2 separate regions of the Homo sapiens genome follow, and region 2 is linked to region 1. Evidence: read pairs that join two places in POLR2A ChIA-PET (ENCODE). Cell type or tissue: B cell. All regions are shown on one strand. Each heading gives the region's core, and the rest is flanking DNA. Links, peaks and the distances in the headings are about the cores only. Region 1 overlaps GALNT1 (polypeptide N-acetylgalactosaminyltransferase 1). Region 2 has its middle 18 kb from the start of GALNT1.

Evidence for each region. Peaks named below come from ENCODE experiments on the same cell type or tissue, not always from the same donor. Only the 100,000 strongest peaks of a DNase experiment are listed, where the experiment ranks them.
Region 2: POLR2A ChIA-PET joins it to region 1 with 6 read pairs; 3 of 35 experiments call an interaction of 5 or more read pairs at or near these places.

What each region holds. Positions count from the first base shown.
Region 1 is chr18:35,685,448-35,695,179 of GRCh38, forward strand. It overlaps GALNT1 (polypeptide N-acetylgalactosaminyltransferase 1), which reads left to right. Exons shown (of 12, transcript NM_020474.4): 6 at 1,569-1,739; 7 at 3,726-3,843; 8 at 5,565-5,745; 9 at 6,734-6,873. It overlaps LOC105372064 (a long non-coding RNA gene), which reads right to left. Exons shown (of 5, transcript XR_935377.3): 5 at 4,629-4,996. It overlaps LOC124904285 (a long non-coding RNA gene), which reads right to left and starts at 1,484. Exons shown (of 2, transcript XR_007066342.1): 1 at 1,233-1,484; 2 at 620-924. RefSeq lists enhancers at 3,410-3,459, 3,480-3,529. In B cell, for the core only: no CTCF peak of the experiment used is centred there; no DNase peak of the experiment used is centred there.
Region 2 is chr18:35,559,161-35,568,892 of GRCh38, forward strand. No RefSeq gene overlaps it. Among named protein-coding and RNA genes, the nearest start is that of GALNT1, 18 kb to the right of the region's middle. In B cell, for the core only: no CTCF peak of the experiment used is centred there; a DNase peak (open chromatin) is centred at 5,861; H3K4me3 peaks cover 696 bases; H3K27ac peaks cover 807 bases.

The DNA of each region.
Region 1 (9,732 bases), core at 4,178-6,677:
TACAGTGGAAGTTTACTAATCCAAGAAAGGATGGCTTAAAAAAAAAAAAAAAGCCTTTGCAAGCAGAAATCATGTTAATGGAGAAATGTTGGAAGCATTTTTTAAAAAGATGTGGAAGAAGATGTTAATGCCCTCAATCACCAGTTAGTATTATTAGAAGTCTTTCTTAGGTTTTGCAGTACTACAGTAAATAAAGAACATTTATTTATTGGAAAAAGGAAAAGCATTGTTGTCAATTGTGTATGTGTTTGTGAAGAAAACGAATCTATACATAAAATAATAGAAACAATAAGAATTTAGCAATGTTGCCAAACACGAGATTACTATAGAAAAGTTCAGGCTAGAGCAGTGGCTCACGCCTGTAATCCCAGCTCTTTGGGAGACCGAGGTGGGCAGATCACTTGAACCCAGGAGTTCGAGACCAGTCTGGCCAACATGGCGAAACCCCAGCTCTACTAAAAATACAAAAAATTAGGCAGTCGTGGTGGTGCATGCCTATAGTCCCAACTACTTGGGAGGCTGAGTCGGGAGGATCGCTTGAACTCAGGAAGTCAAGGCTGCAATGAGCCAAGAGTGCACCATTGCCCTCTAGCCTGGGCAACAGGAGTGAGACTCCATCTCCAAACAAAAGAATGAAAAGTTTATTTCACACCAACAAGGAATACTTAGAAAATATAATGCAAAAAGAAAAGATACCATTCGTAATAGCAATGGCAGTCATAGACTACACATAGGAATATGTTTATCAAAAGATTTACTGAAATTCACGAAAAAATCTTGAGAGAGAAATGGATAGGAAAGTCAATATCATAAGAGTATCAATTCTACCCAAATTCATATATAAATTCAGTGCATTTCCAATTGAAATCTCCACAGAATTTTCTTTGAGAGACTGTACAGGCCGATTCTAGCATTGATACGGAACTGTAAAAAGAAAAAAAATAGTTGGGATGCTTCTGAAGAAGAATCAGATCTAAGGGGGCTTGCCTTACTAGGCGTCAAGACTTATTTTAAAGCTGTGTTAATTATGGCAGTGGTATATTGATGCAGGAATTCACAAATAGACTAGTGAAACAGGGTAGGGTCTAGAAACCAGCTCATTTTTGTATGTAATCTTGATTTATGACAGAGCAGTCACTCATAGTTACAGCAGAAGAAAAAGGGACCATTACATAAATAGTGGTGGAACAACTGGTTATCCATAGAAGAAATAAATGAAGTTGGATACTTACTGTATATCATAGTTAAAATCAGTCCCTTGAAGATTAAAGTCTTAAATATAAAAAACAAAAAAAAAATTTTTTTAATTAGTTGAGTGTGGTGTTATGTGATCCCAGCCGTGGTCCCAGCTACTCAGGAAGCTGAGGTGGGAAGATCACTTGAGGAGGTCGAGGCTGCAGTGGCCCCTGATTGCACTACTGCATTCCAGCCTGGGTGGTGACAGAGTAGTGATACCCTGTTTCAAGGGAAAAAATAAAAAATAAAAACACTTACTATACAATTGTTCTGTAGTTGGCATTAAACAGGAATGTTTTGAAAGATTTCTTAACTTGCTTTTATGACATCAGGAGAACAGTGGTGTGTCCCATCATCGATGTGATCAGTGATGATACTTTTGAGTACATGGCAGGCTCTGATATGACCTATGGTGGGTTCAACTGGAAGCTCAATTTTCGCTGGTATCCTGTTCCCCAAAGAGAAATGGACAGAAGGAAAGGTGATCGGACTCTTCCTGTCAGGTAATTAATTTGTCAGACATTTTGCCTAAAGTGTTATTGGCAGAAGGTTGTGGAGCTTTGGGAATCATATCAAATGGATAAGTGTATTTTGAGAAACGTGAAGCATTCGTATACCTTATGGTAGTTAACAGCCATCTTTCACATATGTGAGTGTTTTAAAGAAGGATTTCTCCTCTAATAAAATTAGAAATTTTTGCTTATTCTATAAATCTAGTGCACATGAGAAATGATGACATGCGTGTTTTTTCATTCCTTTATGAACATTTTGCAAATGCGTCAGATCTGTACTTTAATTCAGTTATTAAGGATAATAATACTTAGCTTAATTAATTGTGTCAGTATGTGAAGATACTACCTAAAACTGGGTCCTTGCATTAAAATGTACAATTTTAAATTCAGACTTGTACCATCTGGATGACAGTTATTGACTGGTAAAGTTAGAAAAGCTTGTGTAAAACATAAAAATAGCTAGAATTGACACAAAATATAAAAAAATTCATTAATCCATTTATTCTCTGATTTTTTTTCTCTACTTGGTCATATATAGATTTTTTTTTCAGGATGGAATAAAAATCTTCATGCTCTTTTTAGAACATGAAATTGAGACCTTTGAGCTCTTCTGAGCCATCCTAGAATTTAGCCCCATTGTACCGACCTGCTACTTCTGTATTAAGAGTTCCTTCAGAACCAGGCTTCAGCTTTTCTGTTTTTGGGCCTCCTGCGTCTGCCTTCCCTTGAATTCAAGTTCAGTTCTGGCAACACTGAAGAGATTTTCCACTGACTGTGTGCTTTTTTCCTTAGCCTGAGTTCTTAGTAGTAGTAGTGCAAGGGACTTTTCTTCTCTTTAGCTGTTAGTGCAATTCACTATCTAAATCAGGGGTTCCTAAACATTTCAAAAATGACAAAATTTTTTGAAAATCTGGTGAAAGCTATGGGTCTTCTCTAATGGAGAAAAATGCACATGTACATGCAGAAGATTTAGCACACAAAAAACTCAGGTCAAGAAAACCCTGTATTAAATGATAATTCTGAATTTTGGCTGTTTCTTTTAAATCCTTTTCTCATTCTTTTTTTCTTCTAAAATCAAAATAAGTCCAAACCTTTTTTGGAAACAACTGTTTCCTCTGGAAAGGCAATGAGTACATTTTAGGGTTCATCTTAAAATATAATCTTCGTGGTATCTTTGGTCCCTGTAACTTATTTTTTTCTCCTGGTTGGAGTTTACTTTTTCTCCATACTTGTTCTTTATAAAAATCAAATGGGCTGATATTCATTTATTTAAATCTTCCTTCATTTCTTAATAATTTCTCTGCTTAATTTCACATGTTCCCACTCCCTTTGCATACCTGAGCCCTATTTTGATGAATTAGACTCCTCTTTTGCAGAAAATATACCACACAGTCAGGAAGGAACATATTGATTTTATTCTATATTTTGTCTCCTCTCCTTAAAGATTTCTAGTGGGTATTAGGAAAAGACCTCACTGTTTCCATCCAGTTTATCTTATGTATTTATACTATTTGCCACCCTTTAGAACATGGCATGGTAACTCTAACCTCAATCTACTTGGTTAATATAGTCAACTGCCTTGAAGTTGCTAGGATCTGTGGAGTGGGTGCACAGTCAGATGGAGAGGATTGTGAGGAACAGCTTTAATTTAAGGAGTTTGAGATCTAAACTCAGTTAGGACCTGAGGGCCAAGAAAGATAGAAAGTACTCTTAGGACTGTGACAGAGAGGGATGTCTGGGCAGAAGCATGACACAGCAAGTCTAGCAGTCAGCATGACCATGGTGCAGGTCATGTGTGAAGACCAAATAACACAGCATAAAACACAGAAAGCCCCTGGGGCGTATGAAAGTTTATGAAGAGTGTGAGAATAAGTACTTACTCAGTAGTTATAAATAGTTATGAAACAGCTTTTAAAAACAAAAACTGATTGATTGTAAATTTTAAATTGCTAATGGTATAGCATTATTGAATTTCAGGACACCTACCATGGCAGGAGGCCTTTTTTCAATAGACAGAGATTACTTTCAGGAAATTGGAACATATGATGCTGGAATGGATATTTGGGGAGGAGAAAACCTAGAAATTTCCTTTAGGGTAAGTTCCCTTAAAAAAATTTAATCTTTTATTTAACTTCAAGTATAGATGTGCATTGATTATTCATGTATCTCTACATAAAAAATAAAAATTGAATTTAATACAAGTTTAATGTAACTTCAGAGCCTTCAGTCCATAAAAAGGACTGATAGTAAGGGTTCATTATAAACTATTGAAGCAAATAATTTAGTTACCTTTGAAGTTCAGCTATAAAACTTACACAAGATTCCCTAGTTGTTTTTAATTTTTATTATTTTCAAGGAAGTAATTTAAGCTCTAAAAGCTAATATATAGTTTGGATATGCTACTTTGCTGCTTTACTCTCAAAAACATAAATTTCACATTTAAACATAAATTTCACATTTTGTAATATGCTTTTTATTTTAGTGTGAAAATTTTTTTTATATAAAACCTAGTCACTTTACCAGCTTTATATTTTTCAATAAAAATGCGAAAGAATTCTAAAATGACTCTAAATTAATTTAACCCAGTCTACATATAAAGTCTTTGCATTTCATGTTCACTAGAATCAACATATCGTTTAAATGGCATTGCATATTTTTGCAAATAACCAACTTTAGACACATAGCTTATTATAGTGGAAATCACACTGACGTGTACTGTAATCTGAACCAGCGAGCTCACTTTGTTCCCAGTGAATCGCTTTGCCTTCTTGTCAAAGAGAGGGTTGGACTCAATATCACCTTGGAGATCCTATCCAGCTCTAACACTTATAATCCTGGGAAAACTTGAAGGTAGGAACACTGAATATTTAACAAAATCAGAACTTTCCAAAATGTTATTTTAATTATAAAGAGTTATGAGATTTTTAACTTGGTGGGGGGAATGTATTTTGAAAGAAACAGAAGGATTTCATTAAATTAAGGATGTAAGCCCATACTTGATCATCTTTCTTCTGCCCCTTTTTTTGTTTTTATTGTTCTAACAAAGACAACAAAACATGCTTTTACTGTCTCACTGAAGAACTTACAATGGATCTAGTTGAGATTCCTAGGTTCTGTTTCATGTACAAGCCGTGACGCAGGTTTGGAGAGGGGTGAACAGATGAGCATCTGGCTGGTTACTCCATGGTCAGGTTTTGTTTGGTGGTTGTTTTTAACCATGAGCCACATTAATAAATACATTATACATTCTGCACACACAAAACATAAAATTTAAACATTTTATGAAACAGTATGTCCTTGTTAACAAGTACAGGTTGCAATTCATCAATTTGAATTTATGATTCTCTTAGGTATAATGGCCTGCAGTTAGAAAAATACTGCTCTAGATCCCATATCTTTTCTGTATTTAGCCTTTAACCTATGTTTTCTTTATTTTAATCTTCAACTTTTGGTTTGATCAGAACCCAAATTAGAGAAATGTTTCTCTTGAGGAAGCACTGGCTTTGTAACCTAACCATACAGCCGGAGCCCATCATGTGCCCCTGATTTTGCGAAATTCCAACTGTGGAACCCAATAGATGTCAATACTTTTTTAAAAACTATCAATGTCATATATGGTCTTTGCTGTTATTTTCAGATTTGGTAGTATGGAGGTACTTTGGAAGCTTTTTACCAGTAACTACAATATGTTCCATTTAAGTTTAAACAAAAGCCAAACCCCTATTTAATTGAAAAGAAAAATACTATGGGAAAACTAAGGTGAACATTTCCTGATTACTCAGCTACATGTTACATGGTCATCTCTGCTGTTTTCAGATTTGGCAGTGTGGAGGAACTTTGGAAATTGTTACATGCTCACATGTTGGACATGTGTTTCGGAAAGCTACACCTTACACGTTTCCAGGAGGCACAGGGCAGATTATCAATAAAAATAACAGACGACTTGCAGAAGTGTGGATGGATGAATTCAAGAATTTCTTCTATATAATTTCTCCAGGTTAGCGTTGTTTTGCATTAGAAATACAAGGCTGTACCTTTGTTGACCCTGATCCTGGAGGAGAAGTAAGAAGGTTAGAAGTGAAGCTTTGAGCAGAGGTGAACACCTGCCTCATAAGGTCATTGTAAGGAATGAATGAAATCACACACAGTATAGAAAGTGCTTGGCAGAATGCCTAGAATAATATATAATTAACAGTAATAAATTATCCAGGTCAGTGTTGCTAGCCCAGGTTTTGCAGATGTTCTATTTTTTTTAAAACCTAACTGCAACATTTAGTATTTATTCCTGTGAAGTTTCATCTTGTTAAATTTTCAGCCATTTTTCTAGCTTATATGACTTTTTCTTGATTCTTGGAGTTTTCATTCAACATAACAAAACCACTGTTTTTGCAGTGGGTCATGAACGTTCTCTATAAGCAGGCCCTCAATGCTGTCATAGGAGGCTTTCGTCAAGTATCACAAGGCCACTGAGAGCCCAAAACGTGCCACAGGGCCTTCTTTCCGGAAACTTTGCTATTCAGAGTTTTGTAGGAACAGTTGTTCCATCAGCTATAAGTCGGCCTGACATTGTTACTAGTCCATCCTTATTTTTTAGTTACTGCAAGACTGTCAAGTGGCAGGGTGCACAGTTCAGTGAGTTGTGTGAGAGAAGCCTGACTGCAAACAATTGCTCTGTTTAATATTTGAGCAAAATAGACCTTGATTTTTTTGTTTGTGCCTTAACATATATTGAAGTTTACTGATCCCATATCACTTATATTTCATTCTCACATAAATGTCATTTTTCTCTGAAAAATTAAAACACATTTTAATGTATTTTCCTTGCTTTATACTTTTGGTGGATTCATGGTGTCTCCACTTGTATAGTCACATATCACCCAGCTGATACCACTGTTCTGATTCATCTGGCTTATTAGATTCAATATATAAACATGTGTTACCTAAAACAACACTAATAATTCAGAGTCAATTATTTCTTTCAACAGGTGTTACAAAGGTAGATTATGGAGATATATCGTCAAGAGTTGGTCTAAGACACAAACTACAATGCAAACCTTTTTCCTGGTACCTAGAGAATATATATCCTGATTCTCAAATTCCACGTCACTATTTCTCATTGGGAGAGGTAAGAAATATATATATATATATTCTATGTGGTTATTATGTTCTTACTTTTTTATTAAAAAAAAATAGGAGTTAGTTAAACTTCCAATAAGGAAAGTACCTTCATGTTAACATTTAACTTCTCTTGCTTCCTTCCTCCTTCTTACCACGTAAGTCTAAACTATATTCTTTTTTTCCCATTCCTCCTCCCTGAAAGTTGATTTCCACTGAGTTGATGCGCCTGGAGATAAGCTGTGTACTGTGGGGTCTGTTTTTCCCTATTCTGTCTATAGTGATGTGTTTCCTAAACAGACTGCACCATCTGCAATTGTGGATCTGTAAAATCTGTATATATATTAAAAAAAAAAAGACTTCTTTGCAGGTCTTTGTGAACTTGTAATTATAAGATGGCTTTTAGAAAAAAATATGAAGCCAAGTAGGGAAAGAAATCCAACCTTTTTGTGATAGAAATCAATAGAAGGACAATATTTCCTTTTATAAGTCACAGCAGCAAATGATGATATGTGTAGACAGGGCCACAAGCAGGCCTACCCCAGGATTAAATCTCAGGAAAAGTGGCCTCCCACTCTGAAGAAGGTTGTCACTTCTTCAGTCCTTTCATTCATTCAACAAATATTTGAGTACCTCTAGTATATGACAAGTACTGTTTTAAGTACTAGGAATACAGCAATAAGTAAAGCAGAGATCCTGCTCTTGTTGATCTTACAGTCCATGAGTAAGACAGATTATGAAAGGCACACAATATGTCAGGTGGTGGTAAGGGCAGAAGGGATAGAGAATGACTGACAAGTGAGCGTGGGTAGTAGTACTGTTTTATGTAAGGAAGTTGAAAGAGTACGGAAGTTGAAAGAGTCCTGTCAAGGTGATTTTGAGCAGAGATCTGAAGAAAGTGAATGAGCAGGTCATACGAGTTTTTAGGGAAAGAGTATTCTGGGCACAGGGAAGAACAAGTATAAAGGTTTCTAAGATGACAATGTACTTAGCGCGTTCCAGAAACAGCAGGGAGACCAGTTGTCTGGAATAGAGTGAACAAGGTGGAGAGTAGTAGAAGATAAGGTCAAAGACAAAGTGAGGGTCAAATCATATAAAGCTTTTAGGTTATAGTGAGAACTTTGCATTTTGCATTTTATTCTGAATCAAATGGAAGCTATCGAAAGATACCAGCAAACTTCCACTAGAAAAGGATCACATTGTATGCTATGTGGAGAAAAACTATATGGAAACAGGAGTAGAGCTGGTGTATTGTTGAAGAGAGTAAAGGATTATGTCTGGTTTCTATCAAGCTTGAGACACTGACTGTAAAGTTGCCATTACTGAGATGGGAAAACCTACAGGAAGAGCAGATGCTCAAGGGAATCAACAGTAGTTTGGGACACATCAAATTTGAGATCCAAGTGAAGATATGAATAGGTCTTTACATTTAAGAATATTCACTTTGGGGGAGAGGTTGTGATAGAGATGTTAACTTAGGTTGTCAGCATATAGGATGGTTTTTAAAGCCACAAAACTGTATGAGGTCACCTGAGGAGGAGAAAATGTTAAGTATGAGAGAGAAGACCGAGGACAATGCCAGAGGGAATGCCACAGTTTAGAAATCATGGAGATGAGAAGGAATCAGCAAAAAAGATTGAGAAGGAGTAGGCAGTGAAATAGGAGAACCTAGAGAGTGGTGTCGCCAAGACTAAGGGAAAGACGTGTTTCAGGAAAGAGGAAGTGATCAGCTGTATCGAATACTGCAGAGAAATTGAGGAAGATGAGTACTTAGAATTGGTTATTGCATTTGGCTAGGGACATGTTATCAGTAGCCTATCTCACAGTGTTGAGAGAGTTCCCCATGGATGTTGTTAAAAACTCTGTTTTGAAGAGAGAATGGAAGAAGCAACATAGATGAATGTGTACAAGTCTTGCAAGGAATTTTCTTGTAAAAGAGAGAAGATAAATAGGTGGTAGCTGGAGGAGAATATGGGCTTAAAGGGGTTTTTATTTCTTTATTAAGATAAAACTGTGCTGATATGAGCAACCCAAAAGAGAAAATTTAAAGATGCAAAAGAAAGAGCCAACTTAACACCCATTAGAATGGCCACTATCAAAAAAACAGAGAATGACACATGTTGGCAAGGATACTGAAAAATTGGAACCCTTGTGCATTGTTGGTGTGAATGTAAAATGGTACAACTGCTATTTAAAAATAGTATGGAGGTTTCTCAAAAAATGCTCAAAAAAGAGAACTACGATATTATCCAGCAATTCCACCTCAGGGTATGTATCCAAAGGAAATGAACGCAGGGTCTGAAGAGTTACTTTTACTTACATGTTTATAACAGCACTATTCACAATAGCCAAGAAGTAGAAGCACTCCACGTGTCCGTTCATTCTGGCCCAGCTAGCAATGCTTAGGCATTGTCCAAAATTGGGTCAGTTCAAAGTAAAAAACTCCTCCTTCTTGGTTCTAAAGACAAGCTACAGAGTGACTGCTATAAATCGTGATACAACGTACAATGGAATATTTTTCAGTCTTAAAAAGGAAGGAAATTCTGATACATGCTACAACATGGATGAACCTTGAGGACCTTATGTTAAGCATAATACGACAGTCACCAAAAGAGAAATGCTGTATGATTCTCCTTATATAAGGCAGCTAGAATAGTCAAACTCATAGAAACAGAAAGTAGAATGGTGGTTACCAGGGCTGAGGGAAGGGCCTAAAGAAGAGTTACTTCATGGGCATAGAGTTTCACATTTGCAAGATGAAAAAGTTCTGGAGATTTGTTTCACAACAGCCTGAATATACTTAACACTACTAAACTGTACACTTGAAAACAGTTTAGATGGTAAATTTTATGTTATGTGTTTCTGCACC
Region 2 (9,732 bases), core at 4,597-7,096, 130 kb before region 1:
GATGGCACCCGCTTCGGCCTCCCAAAGTGCTGGGATTACAAACGTAAGCCACTGCGCCCAGCCTCTTCATCATCTTTTTTGCTTTAGTCCTCTATTTTCAGGAGAAGTACCTTCAGGGTGAGATGAAGAAAAGCAGTCCCTCAAGCAGAAAAAAATAGCAGCCTCACAAGACAAACTGGATGGAGACTGAGGAAGGGATCTAGTGGTCCATCAATATCCATTTCTCCTTTCTCTCTTTAAAACCTACAAATTTTAGCTGGATGTAGGGTGACCAACCATCCCCCTATTTACCCAGGACTAAGGGGGTTCCCAAGATGCAGAACTCTGGTGCTAAAACCTGAAAAGAGCTGGGCAAACTAAGATGAGTTAAATGGAGATGATCATTTCCCTGCCTCACTTTCAGTTATATGTTCTGGCCAATGAAATAAGAGCAAAAAATGATGTGTGAAATTCCTGGGTTATTCATATTGGAGGAAAGAGCATGCCCTTCCCTTCCTTCCTTTCTGTCTTGGTTGTGCGCTAATATACTATATTAGTTAGGCAGCTGTAAAAAGGACACCTAAATACAGGCGCTTAAGCAAAATAGAAGTTTATTTCTCTAACACATAAACACTGGTTAGGCACCGCTGGTTGTTACGGCAGCTCTGTAATAATCAAGGATCCAGGGAATCGCTAGGTTCTAAACTGGATGCACCAAGAACAAGTTTTGTTAAACTTGCCTTGGTTTCACTCTTTTGAGATGGTTTCTATGCTGGTAGGTCAGTAAAATGTGTACTTACCAAAAAGCTATTGAGAAAAAGATACATGACAACCATGCAGATTTGTCCTGGGTACAAGTACAACTAGGTGGAATAATAACTGGTTGAGCAATCACACCCAAAGGGTATTGAGTAATGCATCAATATCAGCTTCAAAGGAAACTTCAAGAGGTGTGCCTTGATCTGGCTCAATATTTTTATCAGTGATTTAGATGTATACACAGTGAAGTACTCATAAAATTGACAGATGACATGAAACCAAGAAAGATAGTAAAAGCTAATGAAGACAGAATTGGGCCAAAACCTCTTGCTGCCTAGAATGGCAGGCTGCATCTAACAAGGTGAAGTGATAAATGTGTGTTCGTGAACTCAAATTTTTTTTTAAAAAACAGACAAAACAAAAACAAAACTCCATGCAACTAGGTAAAAAATGGGAGAAAAATGAATTTGTTTTAGCTATGGAAAAGAATTGGGGTGTTTTAGGTGACAGCTCAAAATGAATCAACAGGGCAAAGCTAGAGCAGCTCTGGCTGACTGCATTAATGGAGTGACTGGAGGGTATGGCTCTGCTAGCAACATCTGAAGTGGCAGTTTCATGCCACAGTGTGAAAGATAGAGAGGCATGTCCTGGAGAAGGACCAGAGGTGACTTGAAACTGATCTCAAATATTGGAGGTCTGTTCTGTGGCACTCCTACCCTACATGGCTATGGCCATGACCCTTCCATCTGGCTCTCACACTCCACTCCACTCTTTTATCTGACTATCCACCTGCTCCTAAGCTTCAGCTTGGCACTTTGCTCCTGTTGTTTGTCCTCACACATTGGTTCCTCCTGCTGCTGTCTGCTTTGAGAACACTCTTTTCTTAGTGTCAAGGAGACTGGATGATCTCAAGAGTAGAGGAGATAAGTGTGAACAGTGAGAATGGTTAGGCCCCAAGCATCTTCTCTTAAAGGGGGACCTTTTCTGACTATCAATGCATAAACTATCAATGCATAAAAGAAGGTAGTTAAAAGTGGCAACTTTTTAATGTGCAAATTTCTCCAAACTGTAGAACTTGCTACGCTTTTGAGGACTAGTTTATAGTATAGGGCAGTGTAGAGCAGTTACTTTAGATACGTTCTGTACTTGTATGTTTGATACATGTACAGAACACACTGCACCACATTATCATACTACTGGCCATCATACTCTCTAGTCATATATATAAAATATGACTAGAGACAGAGAGCTAAATAAAAAGAACCAGGCCAGGCCGGGCACAGTGGCTTATGCTTGTAATCCCAGCACTTTGGGAGGCTGAGGCGGGCAGATCACCTGAGACCAGGAGTTTGAGACCAGCCTGGCCAACATGGTGAAACCCCATCTCTACTAAAAATACAAAAATTAGCTGGGTGTGGTGATGCACACCTGTAATCCCTGCTACTCAGGAGGCTGAGGCAGGAGAATCGCTTGAACCTGGGAGACAGAGATTGCAGGGAGCCAAGATCATGCCATTGAACTCCAGCCTGGGCGACAAGAGCAAAACTCCTTCTGGAAAAAAAAAAAAAAACAAACAGGCCAGCAATCAATGGGCATAAAGTTTGGGTTATGCAAGATCAATGAGTTCTAGAGATTTGTGGAACATCGTGCTTATAGTTAACAATACCACAATACCATTTTGTATGCTCTAAATATTATTAAAAGAGTGAATTTAATGTCTTTACCACAATAAAATAAAATTAATTAGGGAAAAAAATGCAGATCTTTCTTTCCTCCAAGGCAGGCATTCCTCCCACAGCACCAAAACAAAAATCAACCAGGCCAGGCATGGTGGCTCACACCTGTAATTCCAGCACTTGAGGAAGCCGAGGTGGAAGGATCACTTCAGTCCAGGACTTCATGGTCAGCATAGGTAACATAGAGAGATCCCATCTCTACAAAAAAATCAAAAAATTAGCTGGGCATGGTGGCATGTGCATGTCTGTAGTCCCAACTACTTGGGAGGCTGAGGCAAGAGAATCACTTAAGCCCGGGAGGTCAAGGCTGCAGTGACCCGTGATTACACCACTGCACTCCAGCCTGGATGTAGAGTAAGGCTCCATCCTCCCCCCCCCCCAAAAAAAAGCCAAGAATAATTTTAAAGGCCAAAAAGAAGTCCTAGAAATGGAAAATATAATATTTCAAGAATTAGGCAGAGGATCTATTTAAAAAGATGACTTCAACAACATTATAAACCAACTAGACTTAACAGACATGTATAAAACATAAATAACTCTTCCCCAGAAAACAACTAAACCTGCTGAATAAAAATTTAAAATATATGCACTTGGCTGGGCACAGTGGCTCATGCCTGTAATCCCAGCACTTTGGGAGCTGAGGCAGGAGGATAGCTTGAGGCTCAGAGGTCAAGATCAGCAACCTGGGCAACATAGCAAGACCCCCATCTCCACAAAAAAATTTTAAAATAAAATACATGTACTTATAAATGTAGCACTGAGCTTGCAAGGCAGTAAGGAAGCCTCACAGGTCAAAATGAAATAAATGTTGAAATCCAGATATGAAAGATAGCACTGAGATTGGCTTTCATCTTGAGGCCATTTGCCCAGCAATGGTGACCCTGAGTTTTCATTAGATGGTCCTTCGTGCTATGACAAACAGGAGCTAAAATCCAAGACCCGCCCAAAGTGCAGAATCTAAAAGGAGATCCCTGCATAAAGTTAGAAACACAAGGGGTATAGTGGCAGCATAATGATAGATTGCAAATAAATTAACCCTAAAGAAAAAAATTGTAAGGAAACTTGCCTGTCTTAACTTTGACATTGAGTGAAGGAGGAAAAATGCAGCCCTGATAATGTGTAATCCTAAGCAGGCCTCATATGGGTTTTGGCCTGAATTCAAACTACTCATTAGGTTTTAAAAATCTCAGTTTGAAAATTTAGAGTAATCTCAAGCATCCGCAGAAGCAAACCAAATCTTTCATGAAAGAAAATACCTTAAATTGAAGCCTCAAAGTTCCAAAGAATAGGAGCTCTCTGTCAAATATTATAGAATATATGCAAAACAAGGTAATGAGGCTGGGCGCGGTGGCTCATGCCTGTAATCCCAGCACTTTGGGAGGCCGAGGCGGGTGGATCACGAGGTCAGGAGATCAAGACCATCCTAGCTAACATGGTGAAACCCCATCTCTACTAAAAAATACAAAAATTAGCTAGGCATGGTGGCGTGCGCCTGCAGTCCCAGCTACTCAGGAGGCTGAGGCAGGAGAATCACTTGAACCTGGGTGGTGGAGGTTGCAGTGAGCCGAGATCGTGTCACTGCCCTGCACTCCAGCCTGGGCGACAGAGCGAGACTCCATCTCAAAGCAAACGAACAAACAAACAACAACAACAAACAAGGTAATGAGTGATAGCAGATAGCATACTCAATCTACAAAGATGCCAACTACTGGAATTAAATAGATACTAATTATAAAATAAGCTTGTTTAGTGGGTATATAGAAATTTAAAAAGGGGGAGTCAAAATTAAACTAGAGAGAAATAACTAACTAAAAGTAACCAAGCATAATTTTAAAGGACCAAAAGATTTTCTAGAAATAAAAAATAATATTTCAAGAATGAGGAAGATCAATAAAAGAAAGATGATGTACAATATAAACCAACAAGACCTAACAGACACAAATAGAACATTCCATTCAATAACAGCAGAGTATACATTTTTCTTAAGTGCACATGGAATATTCTCCAGAACAGTCCCTATGCTATGGTATATAACAAGCCCCAGTAATTTTTTTTTTCTTTGAGATGAAGTTTCGCTCTGTCGCTCAGGCTGGAGTGCAGTGGCGCGAACTCGGCTCACTGCAACCTCTGCCTCGCAGGTTCAAGTGATTCTCTTACCTCAGCCTCCCGGGTAGCTGGGACTACAGGTGCAAGCCACCACACCCCACTAATTTTTGTATTTTTAGTAGAGATGGGGTTTCGCCATGTTGGCCAGGCTGCTCTCGAACTCCTGGCCTCAGATGATGCACCAACCTTGGCCTCCCAAAGTGTTGGGATTACAGGCGTGAGCCACCGCGCCCAGCCAAGCCCCAATAAATTTAAAAATCAATTTTGAAATTATATGAAATAGATTCTCTGACCACAATGGAATGAAATTAAAAACTGATAACAGAAAAAAATTGGAGATGTTCACAAATATGTAGAAATTAAACAATATTCTTCTAAGTAACTAAAGAGTCAAAGAAGAAATCACAAGGGAAATTAGAAAATGAATGAAAATAAAAATGCAATATGCCGAAGTTTCTGGGATGCAGTGAAATTAATGCTTAGAGGGAAATGTATACTGATAAATGTCTATATTTAAAAAAAAAGAAAAAAATCCACATTAAGAACCTGATATTCTACCTTAAGATATTAGAAAAAGAAGAGCAAACTAAACCCAAAGAAGCAGAAGGAAAAAAAATCATAAAGAGTAGAGAGAGAAATAAATAAAGAATAGAAAGATAATGGAGATAATCACCAAAAGTTTCCTTTTTTAAAATAAGTTCACTGGTATCTCTTTCCTATTTATAGCCAAAGGAGACTTCTCTGTACCCAGAATCTCAGTAAATGACAGTAAAATACGATTTCCTTTCACCAATGCTCTCAGGTAAATGTTAGAAATTTCCCCAAAATAATGTTACTGTTTTATATTTAATGTAAATACTCTTCTAACCAAGCTCTAAAATTGTCACCTAAAGTTACATCATTATCCATTCATCCTTTTGGATTAAGTATTGCCCCCAAAAGAGTCATTGATTTGAAAAGATTTTTAAAAATTGACAAAACTTTAGCTAGACTGACCAAGAGAAAAAGATAGAAGGCTCAAATTGCTAAAATCAGGAATGAAAGATGAGATATCATTATTGATCTTCAATAAATAAAAAGGAATTTAAGGAAATACTATGAATAATTGCATGCCAACAAGTTAGGTTACCTAAAAGAACAAATTTCTAGAAACATACAAACTATCAAAACTGTCTCAAAATGAAAGAGGAAGTCTGAGCAGAGAGACAAGAAGTAAAGCGATTGAATTATCTATTAACAACAACAACAAAACAAATGAAGAAACAAACAAACCAAAAACTAACCACACAGAAAAGCCCAACCCACATGGCTAAACTACTGGACTCTACTGAGCTTTTAAGAAAGAATTAACATGAGTTTTTCACAAACTCTTGTAAAAATTAGAATTGGTATATACTTCCCAACTTACTCTCTGAGACCAGAATTTCCCTGACACCGAAACTAGACAAAAACATCACAAGAAAGCTACAGACCAATTTTGAATACAGACTGAAATATCCCCATCAAAATACCAGCAAACTGATTTCAGCAGCATATAGAAAGGATTATACATCATGACCACGTGGGATTTATCACAGTATGTGAGCTTGGCTTACCATATGAAAATCAATCAATGTAACATGTCATATTAGTAGAGTAAGGGGGCAAAAACTACATGATCATCTCAATAGACATAGAAAAACATTCCACAAAACCCATCCTTTCATAAAAAAAAAAAAAAACTCTAGGGATAAAGGAGAAATTCCTCAATCTGATAAAGGCCATCCATGAAAAACACATAGCTAACAATGTATTTAAAGGTGAAAAACTGAGTATTTTCCCCCTAGGATCAGGAACAAGACAAGGATATCCGCTCTCACTGCTTCTATTCAACATGATATATTGGAAGTTCCAGCCACAGCAATTAAGCAAGAAAGAAACATAAAACATTCAGATTGGAAGGGAAGAAGTAAAATTATATAAAATCAACAAGATTGCAGGATACAGTATCAATATACAAAAAGCAATTATATTTCTATATGTAAGCAATGGGCAATCTGAACGTAAAATTTGGAAATATTATGTTTATAATAGCATCAAAAAGAATAAAATACTTAGAAATAAACTTAGGAGGAGTAAAACTTGTGCACTGAAAATTACAAAACATCATTGAAAGAAATTAAATTAGGGCCAAGTGTGGTGGCTCATGCTTGTAATCCCACCACTTTAGGAGGCTGAGGCAGGTGGATCACATGAGGCCAGGAGTTCAAGACCAGCCTGGCCAACAAAACGAAACCCCATCTCTATTAAAAACAGAAAAAATTAGCCAGTTCTGGTGGTGTGCACCTGTAACCCCAGCTACAACCTGGGAGGTTGAACCTGGGAGGTGGCAGTTGCAGTGAGCCAAGATCGTGCCACTGCACTCCAGACTAGGTGATAGAGCGAGACTCTGTCTCAAAAAAATAATAAATAAATAAATAAATAAATAAATAAATAAATAAATAAAATTAGACCCAAATCACTATAAAGACATCACATGCTCATGGATTGGAAGACTCAGTATTGGTAAAGTGGCAATAATCTTCAAACTGATATTCAAACTAAATACATCCCCTATCAAAATCTTAGGAATTTCGAAAGATTAATCCAAAAACTCGTATAGAAATGGAAGGGATCCAGAATAGCCAAATTATCTTGAAAAATAAGGATAAAATTGGAGCATTCACACTTCCTGATTTCAAAGCTTACTATACAGCTATAGTAATCAGTGCAGTGTGGTATAAGAATAGACATACAAATCAATGGAATAGAACTGAGACTCCAGAAATTACCCCTTACATTTACTGATTTTTGAAAAAGATGCCAAGACAATTCAAAAGGAATTTGTGTGTATCTGCACACGCAAAAATATTCGTTAGCAAATTATTAATCAGAGACACAATGAGATACTACCACCTCACACCAACTATGGTGGCTCTAATATAAAAAATGGAAGTAATATGTGTTGGCAAGGATGTAGGAAAACTTAAATTCTCACACATTGCTGGTGGGAATGTTGAATCCTGCAGCCACTTTAGGAAACAGTTTGGCAGTTCCTCAACTGATTAAACATAGAGTTACCTACTGCATGTCCCAGCAATTCTACTCTCATGCATACAAACAAGATAATTCAAAACTACACACAAACTTGTACATCTAAATGTTCATAGCAGTGCCAAAGTAGAAACAACCCAAATGTCCATCAACTGAAGCATGGTTAACAAACAGTGGTGTGGAATGTGGCATATACAATAGAATATTACCTTGCAATAAAATGAAATAAAGTACCCATGCAAAATGGATCTTGCAAACCTCATGCTGAATGAAAAAAAGCCAGACACAAAAGGCTACATATATTATAGTACTCCTTTTATATGAAATTTCCAGAATAGGCAAAGCTATAAAAATAGACAGTAGATTAGTAATTTCTAGGGGTTGGGAGACGAGGAGAATGGGGAATGACTGCCAATAAATATGGAGTTTCTTTTGCGGTTGATGATAATGTTCTGCATGTTAATGGTGGTGGTAGATGCGCAAATCTGTGAATACACTGAAAAACACTAAAATTCTATACTTTAAAAATTATTTTTGGTATAAGAATTATATCATCATAAAGTTTTATAAAATAATAATTGATATTAAAAACTCAAAGGATGAATTAGACTACAGGAAAGAATAAGTGAACTGGGATATAAATCTGAAGATATGACCCAGAATACAACAAAAAGATGCAGAGATGGAAAATATACAAGAAAAGTTAAGAGATATCAAGGATAGAGTGAGAACATTTAATAAGTCTAATCAGAGTTCCAAAAGGAAAGGAAAGAGAATAGGAGAGAGGCCATATCAGAAGAGATAATGGCTGAGTATTTTTCAGAATTGATTAATGATACCAATTCTCAAATTCAGGAAGTGCAACAAGTTCCAAGAATAACTTAAAAAGAAGAAAAGAAAAGAAATTAACACCTGGACATATCATACTAGTCTGCAGAACACCAAAGACAAATTGAAGCTCTTAAAAACGGTCAGGTGAAATATAAGTCAGCAATAAAAAGGAACAAATTATTGAAACACCCAGAAACTTGATTAGATTTCAAGAATATTAGGCTGAGTGAAAAGCCAAGGTACAAAATGAGGCATGAGTCTGTGCTAGTTGCCATAACAAAATACCATAGACTGAGGGGTGTAAACAATAAAAATGTATTTTCTTACAGTCTGGAGGCTAGAAATCCCAGATCAAGGCCCAGCAGGGTAGATTTCTGGTGAAAGCTCTCTTCCTGGCTTGCAGAAAATCACTGTTTCCCTGCCCTCATATGGCAGAGAGAATGAGAGAGAGGGAGGGGAGAGAGAGAGAGAGAGAGAGAGAGAGAGAGAGAGAGAGAGAGAAAAGTTCCCTGGTGTCTCTTTGTTTAACCTCATTAAAGGCTGTATTTCCAAACACAGTCACATTGAGTGTTAATAATACAGTCACATTGAGGTTAAACATAATTCAATTCATAGCATGCAGCATGATTCCAGTTATGTAATATTTTCAAAAATATAAAATTATAGAGATGGAGAGCAGATTAATAGTTGCCAGGGGTTAGTGATGGTAGGAGGTTTGGGTGTGGCTGTTAAGTGGTAGCATAAGGGAGATCTCTGTCATAATAAAATCATTCTGTATCTTGAAACTACTGAGTGATGCTTACAGAAATCTACACATGTGATACAATGAGATAGAACTATATATACACAATGTGCCAATATCAATTTCCTCATTTTGCCATTGTATTATAGTTAAGTAACATGTAACCATTGGGGAAAACTGCGGGGAAGGGTACAAAGGGCCCCTCTTTTCTATTTTTGTAGCTTTCTGTGAATCTGTAATTATTATGAAATAAAAAGTTTTTTAAAAAGCAGCCAGGAACAAAAGATAGTTTACTAATTAAAATTTTGGTCTGAGATACATGAAGAAATGGTTAGCAATTAAACCAATAAATTATCAATAAATATAAATATTATTAAACTTTCTAGAAGAAATAGAGTATATAATCTCCAAACTACTAAATGCATAAAAATAAAGTGAAAGAAAAAAGGCTGAATGACTCTAATTTTTTTTTTTTTAGAAATAGGGTCTCACTCAGTCTTCCAGGCT